Regions from separate parts of the Homo sapiens genome. Here region 2 is linked to region 1. Evidence: read pairs that join two places in POLR2A ChIA-PET (ENCODE). Cell type or tissue: Caco-2. All regions are shown on one strand. Links, peaks and the distances in the headings refer to the core of each region. The heading gives the core; the rest is flanking DNA.

Region 1 (12,562 bases), core at 1,963-9,962:
CACGCCTGTAATCCCAACACTCTGGAAGGCCGAGGCAGGCAGATCACTTGAGGTCAGGAGTTCCAGACCAGCCTGGCCAACATGGTGAAACCCTGTCTCTAATAAAAATACAACAAAATTAGCCAGGCATGGTGGCACGCGCCTATAATCCCAGCTACTCAGGAGGCTGAGGCATGAGAATCATTTGAACCCAGGAAATGGACAATGCAGTGAGCTGAGATCGCGCCACTGCACTCAAGCCTGGGTGACAGAGCAAGACTCCGTCTCAAAAACAACAACAAAAAATTCCAACTGTAGGCCAGGAGCAGTGGCTCATGCCTGTAATCCCAGCTACCTGGGAAGCTGAGGCAGGAGAAACGCTTGAACCCAGGAGCCAGAGGTTGCTCTGAGCCAAGATCGTGCCACTGCACTCCAGTCTGGGCGACAGAGCAAGATTCCGTCTCAAAAAAAAAAAAAAAAATCCAATGTTAAACTGCACTTAAAAATAAATTAGTACACTCAAGCCTGGGCGACAGAGTGAGACTCCACCTCAAATAAATAAATAAATAAATAAATAAATAATTAGCAATGATATAATACATATCTAGGTAGAAAATCGAAATGTTTCTAAGTAGCAGAAACAGCTCAGCTTGAAATTTGACAGAAAAGGACCCATTACTGGTCTCTGACTTTTTGTTCTAAATAAATTAGTGGGTCTCAGTTGCAAAACAGACATTTACATAACACATTTCAATTCCTTTAAACTGGCTTTCTAAGCTCTTCCTTAAAAAGCTTGATACAAAAGGTGAAGAAGGCCGGGCGCGGTGGCTCACACCTGTAATCCCAGCACTTTGGGAGGCCGAGACGGGCAGATCATCTGAGGTCAAGAGTTCAAGACCAGCCTGGCCAACGTGGTGAAACCTCGTCTCTACTAAAAATGCAAAAAATAAAAACAAAAAAATTTAGCTGGGCGTGGTGGCATGCGCCTGTAGTCCCAGCTACTTGGGGAGACTGAGGCAGGAGAATCACTTGAACCCAAGATGCAGTTGCAGTGAGCCAAGATTGTGCCACTGCACTCCAGCTTGGGTGACAGCGGGAGACTCCATCTCAAAAAAAAAAAAAAAAGAGTGAAGAAAACGATACAAAAATCAAAAACAAGTCACGCACGATGGCTCACACCTGTAATCCTGGAGCTTTGGAAGGCTGACATGGGAGGAGGGTTTGAGGAAACGAGCTTGAGACCAGCTTGGGCAACACAGCAAGGCCCCATTTCCACAAAAAATAAAAAAATTAGCTAGGCACAGTCGTTCGTGCCTATACTCCTAGCTACTTGGGCTGTGGCAGAATTCTACCCATCACCCAGGAGACTGAAGTTACAACGAGCTATGATTGTGTCACTGCACTTCAGCCTGGGCAACAGAGGGGATCTCTGTCTCTTTAAAAAAAAAAATCAAACAAGGCAGCCGGGCACAGTGGCTCAAGCCTGTAATCCCAGTACTTTGGGAGGCTGAGGTGGGCAGATCACGTGAGGCCAGGAGTTCGAGACCAGCCTGGCCAACATGGCAAAACCTTGTCTCTGCTAAAAATACAAAAATTAGCTCAGCATGGTGGCTTGTGCCTGCAGTCCCAGCTACTCGGGAGGCTGAGGCAGGAGAAGTGCTTAAACCTGGGAGGTGGAGAAAGAGAAGAGAAAGATGCATTCCTAGTGAGCTGAAATAGTGCCACTGCACTCCAGCCTGAGTGACAGATCAAGGCTCCATATCATTAATTAATTAATTCCAAAGAAAGGTTCTCATTGAAGTTGTGTGTCTTTGATAAGTCCTGACGTTGCCAACAGGATCTTCAATGGATTCAGATACTGACTTAGCACTGGTACAATCTAGTGGCCCAAGACCCTATTCTTCTCAATATAAATGAAAAAAATTCACATCCAAAGTTGGTAGGTCAGGTTGGGCATGGTGGCTCACACCTGTAATCCCAGCACTTTGGGAGGCCAAGGCACGTGGATCACCTGAGGCGGAATTCAAGACCAGCCTGGCCAACATAGTGAAACTCTATCTCTACTGCGGGAGGCTCCATCTCAAAAAAATAAAAATAAACAACAAAGTCGGTGGGTCAAATGCTCTAATTGTTTCTTGGAAAGCCATATAAAATTTATTCAAAATATAATACACACCCGTAGAAATGCCTAACCACTTACTGAAAGGCAGCTTATGACATGTAAATGTTCCAAATGCAAGGGTTAATGCATACATCTTTAATATTCCAGCTCTATTGCTCAATATAAAGAAAAATGTGTCTAACAGTCCCATTTCAAATAAAAACACAGCAATATCAAATAGTCAATATAAACTTGCAACTGCATAGTATCAACTTCAGCAAGCTAAAAAGATGAGATTTAAATAAACCTCAAGCTAACTTAGAAGGTACACACCATCTGCCAAATTCTTTACACAGCAATAATAATCTTATCCCTCAGAAACACCTTGTAAACACTGGATACTCAATGATAGCGTAAAAAGCACGCATTATTGAACCTGATTTTTATATGAACAGAATTCACTAAAACTCTTTAAAATATTGAGAACAAATTAATTCAAATGGTGTCATATTCCCATAGAAGCAACTCAATCTTCAAGTCATAGAGTTGTACATCAGCATCTTACATAGTCAGTGATAGTCATGCAGTAAACATTTTCAACCAAATAAGGATCTGACTTATTAAGAGAAAGATGCAGTCCTAGAAAAATCCTTAAAATGTGGGAGTCCATGTTACATATTCCAATTCCTCTCCTCCCCAGCAGCTAATTTTCACGTACAGTTTAAGTACCCCAAATCTGAAATCTGAAACACTCCAATATCTGCAAGATTGACTGACTGATTGAGATGGAGTTTCATTCTTGTGGCCCAGGCTGGAGTGCAATGGTGCTATCTCCGCTCACTGCAACCTCCACCTCCCGAGTTCAAGCGATTCTCCTGCCTCAGCCTCCCAGAGTAGCTGGGATTACAGGTGCCCGTCACCACGCCCAGCTGATTTTTTTTTTTTTTTAGGTAAAGACAAGGTTTCACTATGTTGGCCAGGCTGTTCTCCAACTCCTGACCTCAGGCAACCCACCTGCCTCAGCCTCCCAAAGTGCTGGGATTACAGGCATGAGCCACCACGCCCAACCCCAAATCTGCAAGTTTTAAAGCACCAACATGGCACTAAAAGGAAATGCTCAGGTTGGGTGAGATAGCTCACGCCTGTAATCCCAACACAAGGCGGGCGGCTCACCTGAGGTTTGGAGTTTGAGACCAGCCTGACCAACATGAAGAAACCCTGTCTCTACTAAAACTACAAAATTAGCCAGGCATGGTGCCGCATGACTGTAATCCCAACTACACAGGAGGATGAGGCAGGAGAATCACTTCAACCCAGGAGGCAGAGGTTGCAGTGAGTCGAGATCATGCCGTCGCACTCCAGCCTGGGCAACAAGAGCGAAACTCTGTCTCAAAAAAAAGGAAAAAAAAAGGAAATGCTCATTGGGCTATTTCAGTTTTGGAATGCTTAACTCGTGAGCATAATGCAAATATTCCAAAATCTGAAAAAGCCCAAAGTCTGGAACACTTCTCATCCCAAGCATTTCCAGCAAGAGGCAGTCAACCTGCACCACAGAAAATGGTTTAAGGCTTTTGATACACTATTAAAAATGTAAATTACAAATAGGAAAAAGGCAAGTTCAATCTAGTTTCGAATCAATTTCAGTTTAAACATTTATTTATTCCATAAGCTAAAAAAATGTAAATTTGGTACATTTCTACATCAATGCTATATATAATTGAAATGTTTATTACAAGTATCAGTCCATGAAAACATCAAAATTGGCTGGATGTGGTGGCTCAAGCCTGTAATCCTAGCGCTGTGGGAGGCCGAGGTGGGTGGATCACTTGAGGCCAGGAGTTTGAGACCAGCCAGGCCAACATGGTGAAACCTGTCTATTAAAATACAAAAAAATAGCCAGGCATGGTGGTGCACACCTGTAGTACCAGCTACTCTGGAGGCTGAGGCACAAGAATCGCTTCAACCCGGAAGGCAGAGGTTGCAGTGAGCCAAGATTGTACTACTGCAATCCAAGCAGCCTGGGCGACAATGTGAGACTATCTCAAAACAAAACAAAAAAACACACAAAATCGATCTTTTGAAAGATGGTCAATAAAATAGTGATCTGCTCTCTTTACTTACACAAGGGTATACAGGATATTGTTACTACTGTTCTCTCAATGAAATATTAATAAGAACAATGCCACATGGAAGACAAACAGCTAACAATAATTCTAAAGCAGGAGTTAAGTTAGGGTTCCCACAGATAATCTATAATTTAACCTGCTTTGATAATGTTAAGAGAAATGGATCTATATGCACATCCGCCATTCTTAAATGGATGTTTATGGCCTCAAACACACTGGACAAAAAATCTAAAAGATTAAAATTTTATTAAAATTGACAGGAGCATCACTCATGATAGCCAAAAGGTGAAAGCAGGTCGAGCACAGTAGCTCTTGACTGTAATCTAAACACTTTGGGAGGCTGAGGCAGAGGATCGCTTGAGCCCAGGAGTTCAGGACCAGCCTAGGCAACATAGCGAGACCCCATCTCTACAAAAAATAGAAACAGTGAGCCAGGTATGATTCATGCGCACGTAGTCCCAGTTATGCAGGAGACTGACGCAGGAGGATTGCTAGAGCCCCGGAAGTTGAGGCTAGAGTTAAGCCATGATCCCGCCACTGCACTCCAGCTTGGGCGACAGCGTGAGACCTTATCTCAAAAAAAAAAAAAAAAAAAAAAGTTACATGGATGTAAGCTAGGGATCAAACACTGTTAGGTATCAAGTATAGGCCTTTCATGGAGGCCTGTAATCAAAATACTTGGAATGGGGCAAATTGTTACATTAACCAGAAATGGAAATACTATTCCTATCAATCATATACAATGTGCCTGAAAATACTGCTTTCTTTTCTTTATTTTTTAGACAGAGTTTCGTTCTTGTTGCCCAGGCTGGAATGCAATGGCGCAATCTCGGCTCACTGCAACCTCCACCTCCCAGGTTTAAGCAATTCTCCGGCCTCAGCCTTCAGAGTAGCAGGGATTACAGGAATGCGCCACCACGCCCAGCTAATTTTTTTGTTATTTTTAGTAGAGATGGGGTTTCACCATGTTGGTCAGGCTGATCTCGAACTCCCAACCTCAGGTGATCTGCCTGCCTCAGCCTCCCAAAGTCCTGGGATTACAGGCAAGAGCCACTGTGCCCAGCCTATCTTTTCAGATATTATCACTCTGTTGCCCAGGCTGGAGTGCAGTGGTGCAATCAATCAGGGCTCGACCTCCTGCCTGGACTCAAATGATTCTCCCGCCTCAGCCTCCTGAGTGGCTGAAACTACAGGGGCACTCGACCATACACTGCTAGTTTTCTGTATTTTTAGTAGAGAGAAGTCTAACTATCTTGTCCTGGCTGATCTCAAATTTCTGGGCTCAAGAGAGCCTCCCAAACTGCTGGGATTGCAGGCCTCAATCACTGTGCCTGGCCTGCCTTGTTTTTTTTAGAAATGAAAAACATAATTTATAGCTTACAGATATTTCTTTTTCTTTTCTTTTTTTTCTTTTTGAGACGGAGCCTTGCTCTGTCGCCCAGGCTGGAATGCAGTGGCATGATCACAGCTCACTGCAGCCTCCACCTCCCTGGTCCAAGCAACTCCCCTGCTGCAACCTACCGAGTAGCTGGGATTCTGGGATTACAGGCACACGCCACCATGCCCGGCTAATTTTTTTTGTATTTTTAGTAGAGACGGGGTTTCACCATGTTGGCCAGACTGGTCTCGAACTCCTGACCTCAGACAATTGCCTGCCTAGGCCTCCCAAAGTGCTGGGATTACAGGCGTGAGACATCGCACCAGGCATTAAGTATATTTCTTACATTATCCTACCATGGTTTAAATACTGACAAAAAACGATTTGGAATGCCTGTCAACTCTCTGAGATTAGACTGATAATTTTTGCTCCCATCTCTAACATTGTATTCTGTGGGATTTCTCATGAATTTGTTTTAGATGCAAGGACTTAAGTCTAATATTTACATTTTCTTTTCAAAATCATAAATGAAACAATCACCTCTGAGTAACACTATCAACTTATTAGAAACTTACATTATCATCTAGTTCTGAAAACTTCCCAAGGAAATTAGGAAATAGGGTTTCTGCTCTGAATTCCATAGTCAACGAACTATGAAAAGACTAAACACCACACATACAGGGAAAAGCAGCAGAAATGTTAAATTCCAAGAGCTTTTGCAAAATTGAGGTGTTTTCTCACAACAGGAAGGGAAAGTGAGTTTGAACTGGGCTTTGACTAGCTGGATTAAACTACACGTTCAAGAGATAAGTGAACAATGGCAATTCTCTATATTAGCAAGAAATAATCAGGAATTGACATTAAAGATGTTCATTCTCTCCAAATGCATCCACAGATCCAAGGCAATCTCAATAAAAATTTCAGGACAGCTTTTGTTGAAATTTGCCAGATTTCACTCTAAAATTTTTATGGAACAGCAAAAAACCAACAATAGCCAAACCTTTTAGAAACAAAGTTGGGGAGCTGGGTGCGGTAGCTCACACATAATCCCAGCACTTTGGGAGGCTGAGACTGGCGGATCACTTGAGGTCTGGAGTTCCAGACCAGCCTGGCCAACATGGGGCAACCCCATCTCTACTAAAAATACAAAAATTAGCCGGGTGTGGTGGTGTGCACCTGTAATCTGGCAGGTGGAGTTTGCAGTGAGCCAAGATCGCGCCACTGTACTCTGGCCAGGAGACAGAGCATGACTCTGTCTCAAATAAATATATAAACCTTGACCCTTACCTCACCTCATATACAAAAATTGAGTAAAATGAATCACATGATGCTTTTTTCAGACAGGGTCTTTGTCGCCCAGGCTGGAGTGCAGTGGCATGATCTCGGCTCACTGCAACCTCCACCTCCCGAACTCAACTCAAGCATTCCTCCCACCTCAGCTTCCTGGCAGTCGGGATTACAGGTGCATGCCACCACGCCTGGCTAATTTGTTTGTATTGTTTCCGCCTGCCTTGGCCTCCCAGTGCTGGGATTACAATTGTGAGCTACTGTGCCCAGCCAAATCACAGATCTTAATGCAAAAGCTAAAACTATAAAGGTTCTATAAGAAAACGTACAGAATATCTTTTTTTTTTTTTTTTTTTTGAGAGAGAGTCTTGCTCTGTCACCCAGGCTGGAGGGCAGTGGTGTGATCTAGGCTTACTGCAGTCTCTGCCTCCCCAGTTCAAGCAATTCACCAACACACCCAGCTAATTTTTGTATCTTTAGTAGACATGCGGTTTCACCCTGTTGACCAGGCTCGTCTCGAACTGCTGACCTCAAGAGATCTGCCTGCCTCGGCCTCCCAAATTGCTGGAATTACAGGCGTGAGCCACTGTGCCCAGCCAAAAACTTACAGAAAATCTTAAGTGACCTTTGCATGACAAAGATTTCTTGAATACAACACAAAAAACATCAACTATATAAAGAAAAAAAAATCAACACTGATTTTAATCAAAATCTGAAATTTTTGCTCTGCAAAAGACACCATTACAAAAATTAAACAGGAAGCCACAGACAAAACACTTGCAAAATATACAGTTAACAAAATACTCCTGACTAGAATACAAAGAGCCCTTAGATCTCAATAAGGGAATAGCCCAATAAAAACTGGGCAAAATTGGCGGGGCATGGTGGGCTTACACGCCTGTAATCCTAGCGCTTTGGGAGGCTGAGGCAGGTGGATCACGAGGTCAGGAGATAGAGACCAGCGTGGCTAACATGGTGAAACCCCATCTCTACTACTAAAAATACGAAAAAGTAGCAGGGCGTGGTGGTGCATACCTGTAATCCCAGCTACTCAGGAGACTGAGACAGGAGAATCGCTTGAACCCAGGAGGCAGAGGTTGCAGTGAGCTGAGATTGTGCCACCACACTCCAGCTGGGGCAATAGAGCCAGGCTCCGTCTCAAAAAAAAAAAAAACTGAGCAAAATTTTTGAACAGACATTTCACCAAAAACATACTGGCATGGCAAAGAACATGTAAGGATATGTGATGGAACACAGAACAACACTACTCCACATGGAAATTAAGGCTGGGCGTGGTGGCTCATGCCTGTAATCCCAGCACTTTGGGAGGCTGAGGTGGGCTGATTACCAGGTCAGGAGTTCGAGACCATCCTGGCCAACATGGTGAAAGCTCGTCTCTACTAAAAATACAAAATAATTAGCTGGGTGTGGTGGCACATGCCTGTAGTCTCAGCTACTCAGGAGGCTGAGGCAGGAGAATCGCTTGAACCCGGGAAACAGAGGTTGCAGTCAGCCGAGATCAGGCCACTGCACTCCAGCCTGGGCGACAGAGCAAGACTCTGTCTTTAAAAAAAAAAAAAAAAAAGAAAGAAATTAAAACCACCATGAGATGCTATTGTATATGCACTACAATAGCCAAACTAAAAACATTGTCTATACCAAATGTCAGCCGAGATGTGAAACATACTTATACACTGCTGGTGAGACTGACATGACCACTTTGGAATACAGTTGGATGCTTAAACATACACCAAAACATCCATATGGGCTGGGCGCAGTGGCTTATGAGTATAATCTCAGCACTGTGAGAGGCCGAAGTGGACAGATCACCTGAGGTCGGGAGTTTGAGACCAGCCAGGCCAATATGGCGAAACTCTATTACAAAAACAAAAATTATGCTGGTGTGGTGGTGCATGCTTGTAATCCCACCTACTTGGGAGGCTGAGGCACAAGAATCGCTTGAACCCGAGAGCCAGAGGTTGCAATGAGCCAAGATCATGACACTGCACTCCAGCCTGGGCGACAGAGTAGTGTGACTGTCTTAAAAAAAAAAAAAAAAAAATCCACACAATCCAGCCATTCCACTCTTACCAAGCAAGTGACAACAAGCACATGTGAAGAGGGGCAGTGAAGGTGAAAGTAATCGGATAGAGGCAGATCTTGATTATACAGAGGTAGTTTCACAGGAGCATGCACAAGATAAAACTTATCCAACTGTACACTTTAAACCTAATAAATAAGGCAAATACAAAAATTCTCAAAGGCCAATATCAATTAAAGGAAACATGTTAAATATCTTCAATACTACAGGAGATCTTCAGCAGAAGTGACCCTATTAGTTCCGTTTCTGAAACTTTGAGACTTTGTGGTGAAAAAATTGTAAAGGACACAGAAAAGTAGGTGTTAGTGAGCTCACTTAGGAAGGTATTTCAGAAGGTTCAGGATATTTTGAGACTGGTATATGGCAATTTGGTGAAATGCAGATATTTCATCAAAAACAGTTGGTAACCCACTACTTACTCATACTCAGCATATGTAAGCACAGGGCTTCCTATACATTAGCTCTAATGCCCAAAACCTTGCAACACAAACTGAAATATGAGGTCAAATAATGTAGCCAGTATTACGGTGCCAATAAATATACCACGTGTCTCACGTCAAAGGAGAGCACTAAATAAAATTTTATGAGTGGATCAGCTTTGGTCTGCCAACTAAAGACATGAAACTGTACAACTCAGAAATTTTAGTGGCCCAACTACTTATAAAATCCAACCTGGCCGGGCACGGTGGCTCACGCCTGTAATCCCAGCACTTTGGGAGGCCGAGGAGGGTGGATCACGAGGTCAGGAGATCGAGACCATCCTGGCTAACACGGTGAAACCCCATCTCTACTAAAAAAAAAAAAAAAAACCACACACACACACACACACACACACACACACACACAAAATTAGCCAGACGTGGTAGCAGGCACCTGTAGTCCCAGCTACTCAGGAGGCTGAGGCAGAAGAATGGTGTGAACCCAGGAGGCTGAGCATCCAGTGACCCAAGATCTCGCCACTACACTCCAGCCTGGGCGACAGAGCGAAACTCCGTCGCAAAATTAAAAAAAAACAAAACAAAACAAAACCAACCTTGCATGGTGGCACATGCCTGTAATCCCAGCTACTCGGGAGGCTGAGGCAGGAGAATAGCTTGAACCCAGGAGGCGGAGGCTGCAGTGAGTGGAGATTGAGCCACTGCACTCCAGCCTGGGCAACAACAGCGAAACTCCGCCTCGAAAAAACCAAACCAAACAAAAAAAAAAAATCAAACCTTGTAATTACGATCTTTCCACTTTGGATTACTTTTTTCATAAATTCGCTTCTTCTCTATTCAATGTGAGCCAAGTGTGGGTTTTTTTTTGAGACTGAGTTTCGCTCTTGGTGCCCAGGCCGTAGTGCAATGGCGCGATCTCAGCTCACCGCGACCTCTGCCTCCCGGGTTCAAGCGATTCTCCTGCCTCAGCCTCCCCAATAGCTGGGATTACAGGCATGCGCCACCACGCCTGGCTAATTTTGTATTTGTAGTAGAGATGGGGTTTCTCCATGTTGGTCAGGCTGGTCTCGAACTCCGGACCTCAGGTGATCTGCCCGCCTCAGCCTCCCAAAGTGCTGGGATTACAGGCATGAGCCACCATGCCCCGCCTGTGAGTAAGTTTTTATCAATCAATGAAATGATCTATAAGCCATACACATTAACTGATTAAAACAATCCCTTGGTTTAAATAAAAAGTACAGAAATACCTTTATATAGCATCATCTTTCCCCCCAACAGGAACAAAGGAGGCTTCCTCTTTTTTTTTATTTGAATTATCTAAATGCCATTTTTAATTAATTAATTAATTATTTTTTAATTTCAGAGTTTCACTCTTGTTGCCCAGGCTGGAGTGCAGTCGTGCTGTCTTGGCTCACTGTAAGCTCCACCTCCCAGGTTCAACCGATTCTCTTGCCTCAGCCTCTCAATTAGCTGGGATTAAAGGCATCTGCCACCACACTCAGCTAATTTTGGTATTTTTAGTAGAGACCGGGTTTCACCACACTGGCCAGGCTAGTCTCGAACTGACCTCAGGTGATCTGCCCACCTCAGCCTCCCAAAGTGCTGGGATTACAGGTGTAAGCCACCACACCCAGCCTAAATGCCATTTTTAAAAAGGGATGGGGAATTATCTGAATCATGACTCTGATAAAGAATCAACACCACTGGCAGTCCTAGAGGACCTTTAAGACTTCAGTGATGGCTAGGAGTGGTGATATACCTGTAACCCCAGCACTTTGGGATGCTGAGGTTGGAGCATCACTTGAGGCCAGGAGTTCAAGACAAGCCTGGACAACATAGGCAAACTGTGTCTCTATCAAAATTAGAAAAACTTAGCTGGGTGTGGTGGCACATGCCTGTAGTCCTAGCTATTTTGGCAGGCTAAGGCGTGGTAACTGCCTGAGCTCAGGAGTTTAAGGCTGCAGTGTGCTATGATTGTGCCACTGTACTCCAGCATGGGTGATACAGTGAGATCTTGTCTCAAAACAAATGAATAAATAAAAGACTACCATGAATAGCAACCACTCTTTATTAGGGAATTCTTCCATTTGACATATTAAAATTTCCCAGCCAGGCTTGGTAGCAATTTGGGACGGCAAAGTAGGAAGACTGCTTTAAACCCAGGAGTTTAAAACCAGCCTGGGCTTCACAGTGAGACTCTATCTCTAAAAAAAAAAATTTTTTTTAATTAGCTGGGCATGGTGGTGCGGACCTACAGTGCTAGCTACTCTCAAGGCTGAGGCAAGAGGGCAGGATGCAATGGCTCACGCCTATAATCCCAGCACTCTGGGAGGGTGAGGATCACCTGAAGTCAGGAGTTCGAGACCAGCCTGGTCAACATGGCGAAACCCTGTCCTTACTAAAACAAATACAAAAATTAGCCAGGCATGGTGGTGTGCATCTGTAATCCCAGCTACTTGGGAGACTGACACATGAGAATCACTTGAGCCCAGGAGGCAGAGGGTGCAGTGAGCCAAGACTGCGCCACTGCACTCCAGCCTGGGTGACAGAGAGGGACTCTGTCTCACAAAAAAAAAAGAAAAAAAGCCTGAGGCAAGAGGATCACTGGAGCCCAGGAGTTCCAGGCTGCAGTGAACCATGATTGCACCACTGTACTCCAGCCTGAGCAACAGAGTGAAACCCTACATCTTTAAAAAACAAAGAAAAAGCCAGGCGCGGTGGTTCGCACCTGTAATCCCAGCACTTTGGGAGGCCGAGGCAGGCGGATGACGAGGTCAGGAGATCGAGACCATCCTGGCTAACACGGTGAAACCCCGTCTCTACTAAAAAAAAAAACAAAAAACAAAAAACAAAACACACACACACACACACACACACACACACACACACACACACACACAAAGTTAGCCGGGCGTGGTGGCAGGCGCCTGCAGTCCCAGATACTCAGGAGGCTGAGGCAGGAGAATGGTGTGAAACCGGGAGGCAGAGCTTGCACTGAGCCGAGATCACGCCACTGCACTCCAGCCTGGGCAACAGAGCGAGACTCTGTCTTAAACAAAAACAAACACAAAAACAGACCAAAAAAAAACCAAAGAAAAAAAGACACTCTGAGCCCCAATATCAAGGAGCTTATAGTTTGAAGGATGGGGAATA
Region 2 (12,562 bases), core at 2,321-10,320, 100 kb before region 1:
ATAAAATAAGCATAGATCTATAGCAGTAAAATGTTTAGATCACTACCAGATTAATTTCTGAGTTCAATGTATAGATCTTTCCTTGATAGGATGAACTATGCCGAGCAAATTTTCAGCACAAACTGCTGAAGAAATGCTCTGGAGAAACATTAAATAATTCTGGTGACAATAATGATTTTCCGCCAGCAGAAAACTGTCTTCATATTTATCAGTAAGAAACAGACTGCGAAGTTAAGACTTGGTATTACTTAAAATTCACACCACCTATTTTACATACCTCAATAGTAGGGTGAGTATTATGCTTGTAAGCAGTATATAAGGGAAACTGAATTTGAAAAATTTTTGCCACACATAGTAAGAGTTTTTCCTTCTCATCTGTACTCCATAAACTAAAAGGATCAGAACTCTTTGAAGATTCCTCCTCAGTCAGATTACAAATTCTTGTAGAGTTTGATTTTTTTTCTATTGATTTTTGTCTTTCTGTACTTCCTTCATTACACTCTCTATCTATATTCAGTGGTTCTTCTGCTTGATTACTCTCATCTTGCCACGTGGAATCTATGTTAATGGTAGTACAATGTTTACAAAGCTGGTCCCGGAGCACTTGAACTTGGGCAATCACTAAGTTAATAAGTGCACACACTACTTGATTAAAAATCTCCAAATGCTTATATTCCTTGAAGCAGCATAGACATTGCCTATAAGAGAAAAAAAATTGAATAAATTAGTAATAAAGCAGCAGCTGTATTTTTTAATAATATAAAAAAACAAGTAAGCAAATACTAAGTTATTTCTAGACTTGTTTTTATTTTTTCCTTCCTGCTGGGGTACACCTTAATAACATAAAGATAGCATCGCAACAACAACTGATATTTTAGTTAGTGTAAAGTCATCATGTTAGGTTTACAGCTATTATCTTCAGTTTTACGTATGGATTTGTCTGTCCTTCTACACATGGAACTATTTAAAAACAAGAATTGTGACATTTTGTTTCTCCAGTGTCAAGTACTCAATATATGTTTAGCAAGTTATTAGGAAACTTATAACAAAATATCTTATTAGTAAAGCCAGCTGGTTATTTAATATAAGGAATTTTGTTGTCAACTAATAAAACAGCCACATTTTTAGATTAATGTCCTTGAAGGCTACTTGGGAGGGGTGCTCTGACGCTATCTGGCAAATCAAAAGTGTTTAGGAACAACACACACACACTCTCTCTTTCTCTCTCTCTCTCCCCCCCAAGCTCCTGTAAAAAAAAATATATGTGTATTTAAAAAAAAAAAAAAAATATTGGCCAGGCGCAGTGGCTCACGCCTGTAATCCCAGCACGTTGGGAGGCTGAGGCAGGTGGATCATTTGAGGTCAGGAGTTCGAAACCAGCCTGACCAACATGGTGAAACCCTGTCTCTACTAAAAATGCAAAAAAAAAAATAGCTGGGTATGGTGGTGGGCACCTGTAATCCCAGCTACTTGGGAGGCTGAGGTAGGAGAATCACTTGAACCCGGGAGGCGGAGGCTGTAGTGAGCCAAGATTACACCACTGCACTCCAGCCTGGGCAACAAGACCAAAACGCAGTCTCAAAAAAAAAGTATTACAAACAAATCCAGTTCTCCTTAGACATGTTCAGTTAGTAGCACAATGCCTGGCATATGTAGATAATTAAAAGGATCTCAGCCAGGTGCAGTGGTTCACACCTGTAATCCCAACACTTTGGGAGACCAAGGTGGGAGGATCGCTTAAGTCCAGGAGCTCAAGACAACCCAGGGCAACATAATGAGGCCCATCTCTACAAAAACATAAAAATTAAAGAATCAGCTAGGCATCGTGGCTTGTGCCTGTAGTCCCAGCTATTCGAGAGGCTTGAGCCCAGGAGGCTGAGACAGCAGTGAACCCTGATCATGCCTGAGTGACAGAGCAAAACCATGTCTCAAAAAAAGGCAGGGAACGGTCTGGTGAATCAATAGGCAATTAATACATACGCAAGTACCTGGTTCTAATAATACTTGTACCAGATGACAGCTAAGCAACTATAATTTATAATCTGCACCCAGTAATAGCATCAGATCAAAACAACTATATTGTAGTCCAAATAGATCACCAATGCCCTGTATGATCATGTGGAAATAATCTTATTTCTCCAAGTGTGAATTTGAAGTACAGCCACAAATTACTTGATATTCTTCTGTGTAGACGGAACTCACTTCTAGTGAATAGAAAGTGGTGGAAGTGACAATGTGTGACATCTGAGACTAGGTCATAAAAGACATTGTCACTTCTGCCTTGCTCTTTTTTGGATCACTTACTCTAGAGGAAGCCACCTATCACTGAAAAACACTCAAGCAGCCTAAAGAGGAGACCACATGAGAAAGTACCAAGACCTCTCATTAACAACCAGCACTGAGGCTGGGTGTGGTGGCTCATGCCTGTAATCCCAGCACTTTGGGAGGCCGAGGTGCATGGATCACCTGAATTCAGGATTTCGAGATCAGCCTGGTCAACATGGTGAAACCCCATCTCTACTAAAAATACAAAAATTAGCCAGGCGTGGTGGTGGGCACCTGTAATCCCAGCTACTTGGGATGCTAAGGCAGGAGAATCACTTGAACCGGGGAAACAAAGATTGCAGTGAGCCGAGATCATGCCACTGCACTGCAGCCTGGGTGACAAAGCAAGATTCTGTCACAAAAAAATAAAAAATAAATAAAATAAACAACCAGCACTAACTTGGTCACTATCTAAAGCAAGCCAACTTGGAAGTATATCCTCCAGCCCCACATGAGCTTTTTACATGACTATGACCTGGCCAACACCTTGACTAAAACATTATAGGAAACCCGACCCAGAACCAAACAGCTAAAGGACTCCCAAATTCCTGTCCCATTGAAACTTTGAGGATAATAAATGTTTACTGCTGTTTTAAGATATAGTACTACTTTTGGAGTATTTTTGTCACACAGAAATATATAATTATAAATATATATAAATAATGCATCACATCTTTTTTATCTGTGGCAAAATGAAAGGGTTTTAATTTTTACCTCCAAGGCCTCCTCCAGCTTTACAATTCTATAGTATCACAACTCCCACAAGAAGAAAAATAAACACATTTCTCCTACAATTCTTCTGATTAACAGCTTTTTCCTTTGATGTTTAGGAAAAATCAGGTTTAAAGTAAGAGGTCAGGCTGGGTGTGGTGGCTCACACCTGTCATCACAGCACTTTGGGAGGCTGAGGCAAGCAGATCACTTAAGGTCAGGGGTTTGACACCAGCCTGGCCAACATGGTGAAACCTCTTCTCTACTAAAAATAAAAAATTAGACGGGCTTGGTGGTCTACCTGTAATCCCAGATACTGAGGAGGCTGAGGCAGGAGAGTCACTTGAACTTGGGAGGCGGAGGTTGCAGTGAGCCGAGATCACGCCCCCTGCACTCCAGCCTGGGAGACAGAGTGAGACACTCCCTCTCAAAAAAACAAACAAAAACAAAGTGAGGTCATAAACTTGAGTGTCGGGGGGTGCGCTGTCTCAGCCTGTAATCCCACCACTTTGGGAGGCCAAAGTGGGCAGATGACTAGAGGCCAGGAGTTCAAGACCAGCCTGACCAATACAGCAAAACCTCGTCTCTATTAAAAATACAAAAATTAGCTGGGCATGGTGGCACACACCTGTAATCCCACCTACTCAGGAGGCTGAGGCACAAGAATTGCTTGAACTCGGGAGGTGGAAGGTGCAGTCAGCCAAGATTGCACCACTGCACTCTAGCCTCGGTGATAGAGGGAGACTGTCTCAAAAAACATAAAAAACTTAGAAAAATCAGGTTCAAAGTAAGAGGTCAGGCCGGGTGTGGTGGCTCACGCCTGTAATCCCAGCACTTTGGGAGGCTGAGGCAGGCAGATCATTTACTAAAAATGGAATCTGAAAACCCAGAAAACGAACTTGAAGTCAGATTTGGATGAAGAAAGCCAAAGATTCAGCCAAACTTACTTTTAAAATAAGTGTTAGGGCCGGACACGGTGGCTCATGTCTGTAACCCCAGCACTTTGGGAGGCCAAGGCAGGTGGATCACTTGAGGTCAGGAGTTCGAGACCAGCCTGGCCAACATCGTGAAACCCCATCTCTACTAAAAATACAAAAATTAGCCAGCCATGGTGGCGGGTGCCTGTAATTCCAGCTACTCAGGAGGCAGAGACAGGAGAATTGTTTGAACCCAGGAAGCAGAGGTTGCAGTGAGCCAAGACTGCGCCACTGCACTCCAGCCTGGGCGACAGATCAAGACTCCATCTCAAAAAGTAAATAAATAAATAAAATAAGTGTTAGAAAATGAGCATTAAACTGCTTGATAATGGACCTAAGAAACTGATGATCTTCAAAGACAAAAATTATGTGAACAAAGTAACAGAAGAAACTGGGTCTGGGTCCTTCCAGATCCAAAATACACAAGTTCAAAAAGGGCTGTGAGTCTAACAGGGGAACACACACGTACACAAATATATGTATTTTTTAAATAATTGTATATTACATAAATAATACTTTTTATTCTATTACATTCAATTCTGAGAAGTCTAGGTATATGAATTCTCAATACGGCGTTTCCCTCTGTGTATCAATGGTTCCCAACCTTTTTGGCAACAGGGACCTGTTTTGTGGAAGACAATTTCTCCAAGGACCCAGAGGACTTTGGGATGATTCAAACACATTACATCTATTGTGCACGTTATAGTATCACACTGTAATATATAATGAAATAATTCTACAACTCACCATAATGTAGAATTAGTGGGAGCCCTGAGCTTGTTTTCCTACAACTAGACGGTACCATCTGGGGGTGATAGGAGACAGCGATAGATCATCAAGCATTATATTCTCATGAAAAGTGTGCAACCTAGATCCCTCACATGCACAGTTCACAACATGATTCATGCTCCTGTGAGAATCTGATGCTGCCACTGATCTGACAGGAGGTGGAGTTCAGGTGGTAATGTGAGCAATGGGGAATGGCTGTAAATACAGATGAAACTTCACTCACTCATCTGCCCTTCAGCTCCTGCTGTGTGGCCTGGTTCCTAATTGGGTACCAGTCTGTGGCCCAGGGGCTGGGGACCCTTGCTGTACATTGCATCCATAATGCAAGGCGGAAAAGGTGTTTTAAATAAAAATATCACTTTCAGTCAAAACCAGCTTGAATTTTTTTTAGCTACAAGCTTCACCAAAACCAGCTTGATTTTACACATAAACTTTACTTGTTCTCTATTCGAAATCCTACTACAAATATACTAAAGAACACTCTAGAAAAACAGAAATAATGAAACAGAAGATGACAGCTATCAACATATTTTGAGTGACAGAAAAGGGAAAAATAGTAAGTAATTCAGAGTGAAGGAAATAAACTTCCAACTAGCTATGAAATGGATTTACAAAGAAAAAGAAAAATCAACCCCACAGAACACTGGAAAGGCTCAGGACTTAAGAACATAAGATATCTCTAAAGGCAGGGATGAAGCCTGAGGCAGAAAATAAGACGACTAATGAAAGGTACAATTAAAACCTGCAGGTTCCCATCCTAAAAAAAACAAAATATTATTCCTGTATCACCCATGAAAACAAGTTTTTTCTATACATAATGAACAAGATAAACTCAGGAACACCAGATACCAAAGAAGGCAAGTGTGATCAAGAAAATGAAAGCAACTCATGCCTGTAATCCCAGCACTTTGGGGGGCAGAGGCAGGAGGATCGCTTAAGCCCAGGAATTCAAGACTGGTCTAGGCAACATAGTGAGACCTCGTCTCAAAAAAAAACAAAGTTAGGCAGGCAAGGTGCCATACGCCCGTAATCCCAGCTACACAGGAGGCAAAGATAAGAGGATTGCTTGACTCTAGGAGGTCAAGGTTGCAGTGAGCTAGACTATGCCACTGTACTCCAGCCCAGGTGACAGATCAAGATCCTGTCTCAAAAAAAAAAAAAAGAAAAAAAAACTGAAAGCAAGATAAGTGAAATATATGACTTAAATGGTAAACCTCCTCAAGTACCCTTCCTATCTGGTAACCCAACCACCAGACTAACATATCTCAAAGCGAAAGATTGAAATATACTTCTTTTAAATGTCTTTTTATAGCTCTTACCAAGTTTATTTCTTTCACTCCGAGTTACTATTTGTCCCTTTTCTGTCATCCAAACTATGCTGATAGCTGTCATCTTTTGTCCCATGATTTCTGTCCTTCTAGAGTGTTCTTAGTTTAGTGTATTTGTGGTGGGGTTTGGAATAGAAAAAGCCCGTTTAGCCCCAACAAGAAAGCCTACTCACCATTTAACCATCATACAGTAGTGGCCAACATCTGAGATGCCCTGACCACAGAGGCCTTCAAATTCACTTTTTAGTACCCCTCTTATTACCATGAAAGGATAACAATAATAAGATATGCGAGAAAAATTTTATCTGCCTTTGGATCATTGAAGGCAGATAAAAACAAACAGTAAGGGCGGGCGTGGTGGCTCATGCCTGTAAATCCCAGCACTTTGGGAGGCTGAGGCGGGTGGATCACCTGAGGTCAGAAGTTTGAGATCAGCCTGACCAACATGGAGAAACCCCGTCTCCACTAAAAATACAAAATCAGTTGGGCCTGGTGGCACATGCCTATAATCCCAGATACTTGGGAGGCTGAGGCAGGAGAACCACTTGAACCCAGGAGGCAGAGGCTGCAGTGAGCCGAGATCATGCCACTGCACTCCAGCCTGGGCAACAAGAGCGAAACTCCATCTCAAAAAAAAAAAAAAAAAAGAAAAGGAAGAAAAGAAAGAAACAGAAAGAAAAGAAAAGAAAAAAGAAATTTAGAGGAAACAGACAAAATACAAAAAGGAAAAAAAGATTTTAGCTGTAATTTATATCCTGAGAGATATAAAATATTACGTTACTGAAATAAGAATGAAATGTTATGAAAATATAAATTCAGATTACACAACAGGGCATTTTTTGGCCAGGGAGCCAAAATAACAATAACAAAATTCAGAGCACTGTAATGTATGCAAATACATATCATATACCTTTTGTATATATATCATTTACAGTTTAAAAACCAATTAAAATTATAGCAATTTGTAAAATTCAACAAAAGGTCCACAAAAGGGAAAAATGAAATCTCCCACAAAATAGAAAAAAATATTAATAATGGAGAGAAAAGGCCTGGTGCAGTGGCTCACACCTGTAATCCCAGCACTTTAGTAGGCTAAGGTGGGATGACTGCTTGAACCCAGGAGTTCAAGACCAACCTGGGCAACATCGCGAGACCTCCTTTCTACAATAAAAAAATATATTAGCTGAGCATAGTGGCACATGCCTGTGGTCCCAGCTACTTGGGAGGCAGAGGTGGGAGAATCACTTGAGCCCAGGAAGTCGAGGCCGCAGTGAGCCATCATAACGCCACTGCACTCCAACCTTAGCAACACAGCAATCCCATCTCAAAAAAAAAAAAAAAAAAGAGAGAATATGAAAAGGAAGTAATCAAGAAGGGTACAATATCTGACTAACATAGTTCCAAGAAGTGAGAGCAATAAATATGGAGGTAAGGAAATTATGAAATAAAATTTTCACAACCAAAAGGCCCACCAAAACAGACAAAATTTCTGAAGCTGAGGAGGGATAAAGATTCTAAAAGCTTTCAGGGAGAGTAATTAAGAGTATCAAGGAGGCCGGGCGCGGTGGCTCATGCCTGTAATCCCAGCACTTTGGAAGGCTGAGGCGGGCAGATCAGGAGGTCAGGAGATTGAGACCATCCTGGCCAACACGGTGAAACCCTGACTCTACTAAAAATACAAAAATTAGCTGGGTGTGGTGGCATGTGCCTGTAGCTCCAGATACTCAGGAGGCTGAGGCAGAATTGCCTGAACCTGGAAGGCGGAGGCTGCAGTGAGCCAAGATCGCGCCATTGCACTCCATCCTGGCAATACAGTGAGACTCAGTCTCAAAAAAATTAAAATAAAAAAATAAAAAAACAAAAGAGGCCGAGTGAGTGGCTCACGCCTGTAATCCTAGCACTTTGGGAGGCCAAGGCGGGTGGACTGCCTGAGCTCAGGAGCTCGAGACCAGCCTGGGCAACATGGGGAAACCCCGTCTCTACTAGATACTCAGGAGGCTGAGGCAGGAGAATTGCCTGAACCTGGAAGGCAGAGGCTGCAGTGAGCCACGATCACGCCATTGCACTCCATCCTGGCAATACAGTGAGACTCAGTCTCAAAAAAATTAAAAAAATAAAAAATAAAAAAACAAAAGAGGCCGAGTGAGTGGCTCACGCCTGTAATCCTAGCACTTTGGGAGGCCAAGGCGGGTGGATTGCCTGAGCTCAGGAGCTCGAGCCCAGCCTGGGCAACATGGGGAAACCCCGTCTCTACTAGATACTCAGGAGGCTGAGGCAGGAGAATTGCCTGAACCTGGAAGGCGGAGGCTGCAGTGAGCCAAGATCGCGCCATTGCACTCCATCCTGGCGATACAGTGAGACTCAGTCTCAAAAAAATTAAAAAAATTAAAAAAATTAAAAATAAAAAAACAAAAGAGGCCGAGTGAGTGGCTCACACCTGTAATCCTAGCACTTTGGGAGGCCAAGGCGGGTGGACTGCCTGAGCTCAGGAGCTCGAGACCAGCCTGGGCAACATGGGGAAACCCTGTCTCTACTAAAATACAAAAGAAATTAGCCGGGCAGCGTGCACCTGTAGTCCCAGCTACTCGGGAGGCTGAGGCAGGAGAACTGCTTGGACCCAGGAGGCAGAGGATGCCGAGATCATGCCACTGCACTCCAGCCTGGGCTACAGAGGGAGACTCCATCTCTATAAAATAAATAAATAAATAACTTTAAAAAAAAAAAGAGTATGAAGGAAAAGCACAAAAATAACAAGGGCTACTGCTTCTCCAAAGCAATACTGGAACCTAGAATACAACTGATCAATACTTCTGAAATTCTGCAAGCAATTTTCCAATTCTGTATCCAATAAGATCTATCAATAAGTATAAGGGTAGGATAGACATTTCAGGCCTGGAAGGTCTAATACACATTTATCTCCCCTTGTATCCTCTCTCAGAAAAGATGTCCTCTACAACAAGGAAGTGAGCTAAAAAGATGACAAAATGGAATCCAGGAAACTTGGAGATCCAAGATAGGAGATGTTACCAGTGGAGGCGCCCAGGTTCTTGGCGCTTTGAACAAAGAATAGGACAAAAGCACAAACAAAGCGAGGAAAGAATAAAACAACAAAAGCAGAGATTTACTGAAAATGAAAGTATATTCCACAGGGTGGGAACAGTCAGAGCAAGGGAGTCAAGGACCCAGTTACAGAATTTTCTGGGGTTTAAATACCCTCTAGAGGTTTCCTATTGGTTACTTGGTATACACCCTACCTAAATGAAGTAGTGGCCCATGATCAGTCTGAAGTTACAAAGTTACACCCTATGCAAACATCTGATTGGTTATGGAAAGTGGGACCAGTCAGAGGCTGAAGTTACAAAGTTATACTCCTATGCAGATGAAGACTTGGACTGCCACCGGCATGATTAGTTGCAGGAGGGGACCAATTAGAGGTAATTTCAATTTTTCACCTGCCACACAAAAATGTGTGGGGAGGTTGCAAAGCGGGGTAGCCTCCGGTCCTTTTGTTACTCAGGGCGTGGAATCTTAGGGTTTTCCTTTTAATTCTAGGAAGTCAGCGTGAATTGGCCTTAGGTTCCCTGCCTCCAGACCCTAAGGTTCTCCTGCCTCAGAGACAAGCAAAATGAATTATAAGGATGAGATCTGAAGAGAAGGTAGTAACTCTAGAAAGTAATCAATACTCTAGGGTTATGACCAGGGGTGGGGGGATAAAAGATCACCTAATGATGCATAGTTTATGAGCGTTTGAGAGAATTAAGTGATCCACACATAGAAAATTAACTGAATGAAAAGACAGTACACCAAGAAAGAGAGAACATGCAAGATATAAAATGAACTAGAGAACTTTTTTGGCTCATTGCTGAGCAACATTTTTATTTTTAGAACTACCCTAAGAATTGATGTAACTATACTGAGAGAACTGGGGAGGGTAAAAGAATGAAATCCTTATATATCATAACTGGAAGTTCATAGGTTACACCTAAAATTGATAGATGAAGCAACAGCAATATAAGAAGAGTGTTTCAGAATACTGTATAGAGGTTAATATCAAAACCAACATCTCAAAAAGCTGACAACAGAAAGGAGGGTGAGGAGACAGGGGACACAGGGACTTTATTATAGGCATTTCCCTGCCAATTAATTTTTTTAAACTCTGTATTACTTATGTTGGTACACCAATATCATACATATCCTCCCACCATCTGAGCTTCTCTTATTTTCTTCTCAGTTTTACCGTTATTTCCAGCCTGACAAAATTATCTAAGTAGAATTATATGCTGCCCACCTAAATAAAATGCACTTATGTTTTTAAAATGCAATGATAAAAATTTCTAAATGCCTCATATAAAGTATGTAGCTTTAATTTTAAAAGTAATACTAAGTAAACATTCATGAGGAATCTACATGTCAAAATAAAATTCTTTCCAGGTTAGGTTTTAGAATTCCATCTAGCAACAAATATTCCAGTGGGTCCAATATCATTTCCCTAGCCCAATTCTGCTGAAAGAATGAAAGGACTATTACTCCACAGTATTCAACCTCACCAAAAATTGTTTTATGTATGAGCTAATTTATGAAAAGAACTACTTTAAACACTGGTCAATATCAACAGTCCATTGGTCCAACAAATTTCTTGATGCCAAAATAAAAGGCAGAGCCTTAAAGAGTGAACCACATACATTTAACCTATTTAAAAGCAACGGCTTCTAAAACTATTCTAAAAAACAAAATTTATTAAAACAATGAAAAAATAAAAGTAAAAGCTTCAAACATTAAGCACAAATGACAAATATAAAAGATACTACTTTTAGCCTGGAAACCTGACAGAGAACCTCACCCTGGCTGGCGTCCAGAGTTCTTATATAGAAGAAATTCCTGAAATAAAGTTAAAAAGTTGATAGGTAGGAGACAGCAAAGAGCTTTAAATACCTGTTAAGGAACGTGGAATTTCCAAGATATAAACCTAACTCAGTTTTGTAATAAGCTTAAAACAAGCAAAGAAAAAGAAAAAAAATCAACACTTAACAACATGAAGAATTATGCTCTGTGGTATCGGTGCTTGTCATACATGATATTCCTTTGCAGATCCGTATATTCCCTTTCCCTAATTTAGTCTTGAATTTATTCTCCTATTCCTTTCTCTTCCCATTTTCTGAGTTAGTTTTCCTCCTATTCTATTCCCAATCATTAAATTAATAAAATGATGATAATCTGGTAAACAAACATGTGTTATTAACCTCCCTAATCTTTTTTTTTTTGGGGGGGGGGACAGGAAGTAGAATGTATTGGTATTAAGAGGGGGCAGCACAGTGGAAGCCCTCATGAGTGCAGGGCCAGCCACTTGTCCAGAGGGCCATGAATGGCGACATACTTGACCCCACAGCCATCTGGGATGAGCCGCTTCTCAGCCACCATATCTTCAAATTCATCGGCATTGAACTTGGTGAAGCCCCACTTCTTCCAGATGTGGATCTTCTGGCAGCCGGGGAACTTGAACTTGGCCCTGAGCAGGACCTCAATCACATGCGCCTTGTTCTGCAGCTTGGTATGGATGGACATAACTTGGCCAATGTGAACCCTGGCCACAGTGCCCTGGGGCTTTCCAAAGGCACCTCACATGCCTGTTTGGACCCTACACTGGGGTAGTGCAAGGTCAGAAACACGAACATACATCTGAAAGGCCTGTCTCCAAGGTCCCTTAGAGCAACCTATACAACAAACAGGCCGCATACACTACCAAGGAAGCTGCTGTTTACAGCCATTGCACACTGGACCCCCATAAGGAAAGGAATTCAGTCAGCTTAATTGGCTGCAGGACCTCCGTAATCTTACAGCCAAAGTTGTGACAGCTATATGACTGTTAAACAGCACTTAAAAATGATGACACAGATAATACTTGATCACACAGAGACTGACCATAGTTAACTGTACCTGAGAAATCAGACCATGAAGTATAATTTTTGTAAAATTTAAAACTGTACTGTTCTCAGTCTCACACCATGGATATACAAAAGAAGTTGTAAGCTGTCGCTCTGAATGGTGGCATGTTTTTGTTTTTAACTTCAATTCTCTGTAGTTTCTCAAAGTTGTTTTTTTTTCCCTACAATGACTGTATCATTTAAATAAGAAAAAATATATATATAAAATACTAAAATCTTTTTTTTTTTCTTTTTTTCTTTTCTTTTTTTTTTTTTTTTTAGACAAAGTCTTGCTCTATCCCCAGGCTGGAGTACAGTGGCGTGATCTCAGCTCACTGCAACCTCTGCCTCCCGGGTTCAAATGATTCTCCTTCCTCAGGCTCCCGAGTAGCTGGGGTTACACATGAGCACCCCACGCCTGGCTAATTTTTGTATTTTTAGTAGAGACAGGGTTTCACCGTGTTGACCAGGCTGGTCTCAAACTCCTGAACTCAAGTGATCCACCTCCCTG

The links. Peaks named below come from ENCODE experiments on the same cell type or tissue, not always from the same donor. Only the 100,000 strongest peaks of a DNase experiment are listed, where the experiment ranks them.
Region 2: POLR2A ChIA-PET joins it to region 1 with 5 read pairs; 7 of 35 experiments call an interaction of 5 or more read pairs at or near these places.

Annotation. Positions count from the first base shown.
Region 1 is chr2:61,506,156-61,518,717 of GRCh38, forward strand. All of the region lies in intron 4 of XPO1 (exportin 1), which reads right to left. Among named protein-coding and RNA genes, the nearest start is that of XPO1, 26 kb to the right of the region's middle. RefSeq lists a silencer at 2,485-2,685 and an enhancer at 10,309-10,809. In Caco-2, for the core only: no CTCF peak of the experiment used is centred there; a DNase peak (open chromatin) is centred at 5,096.
Region 2 is chr2:61,405,431-61,417,992 of GRCh38, forward strand. USP34 (ubiquitin specific peptidase 34) reads right to left here. Exons shown (of 80, transcript NM_014709.4): 3 at 278-698. SNORA70B (small nucleolar RNA, H/ACA box 70B) reads right to left here and starts at 11,947; the gene lies at 11,814-11,947. RefSeq lists a silencer at 11,440-11,632. In Caco-2, for the core only: no CTCF peak of the experiment used is centred there; no DNase peak of the experiment used is centred there.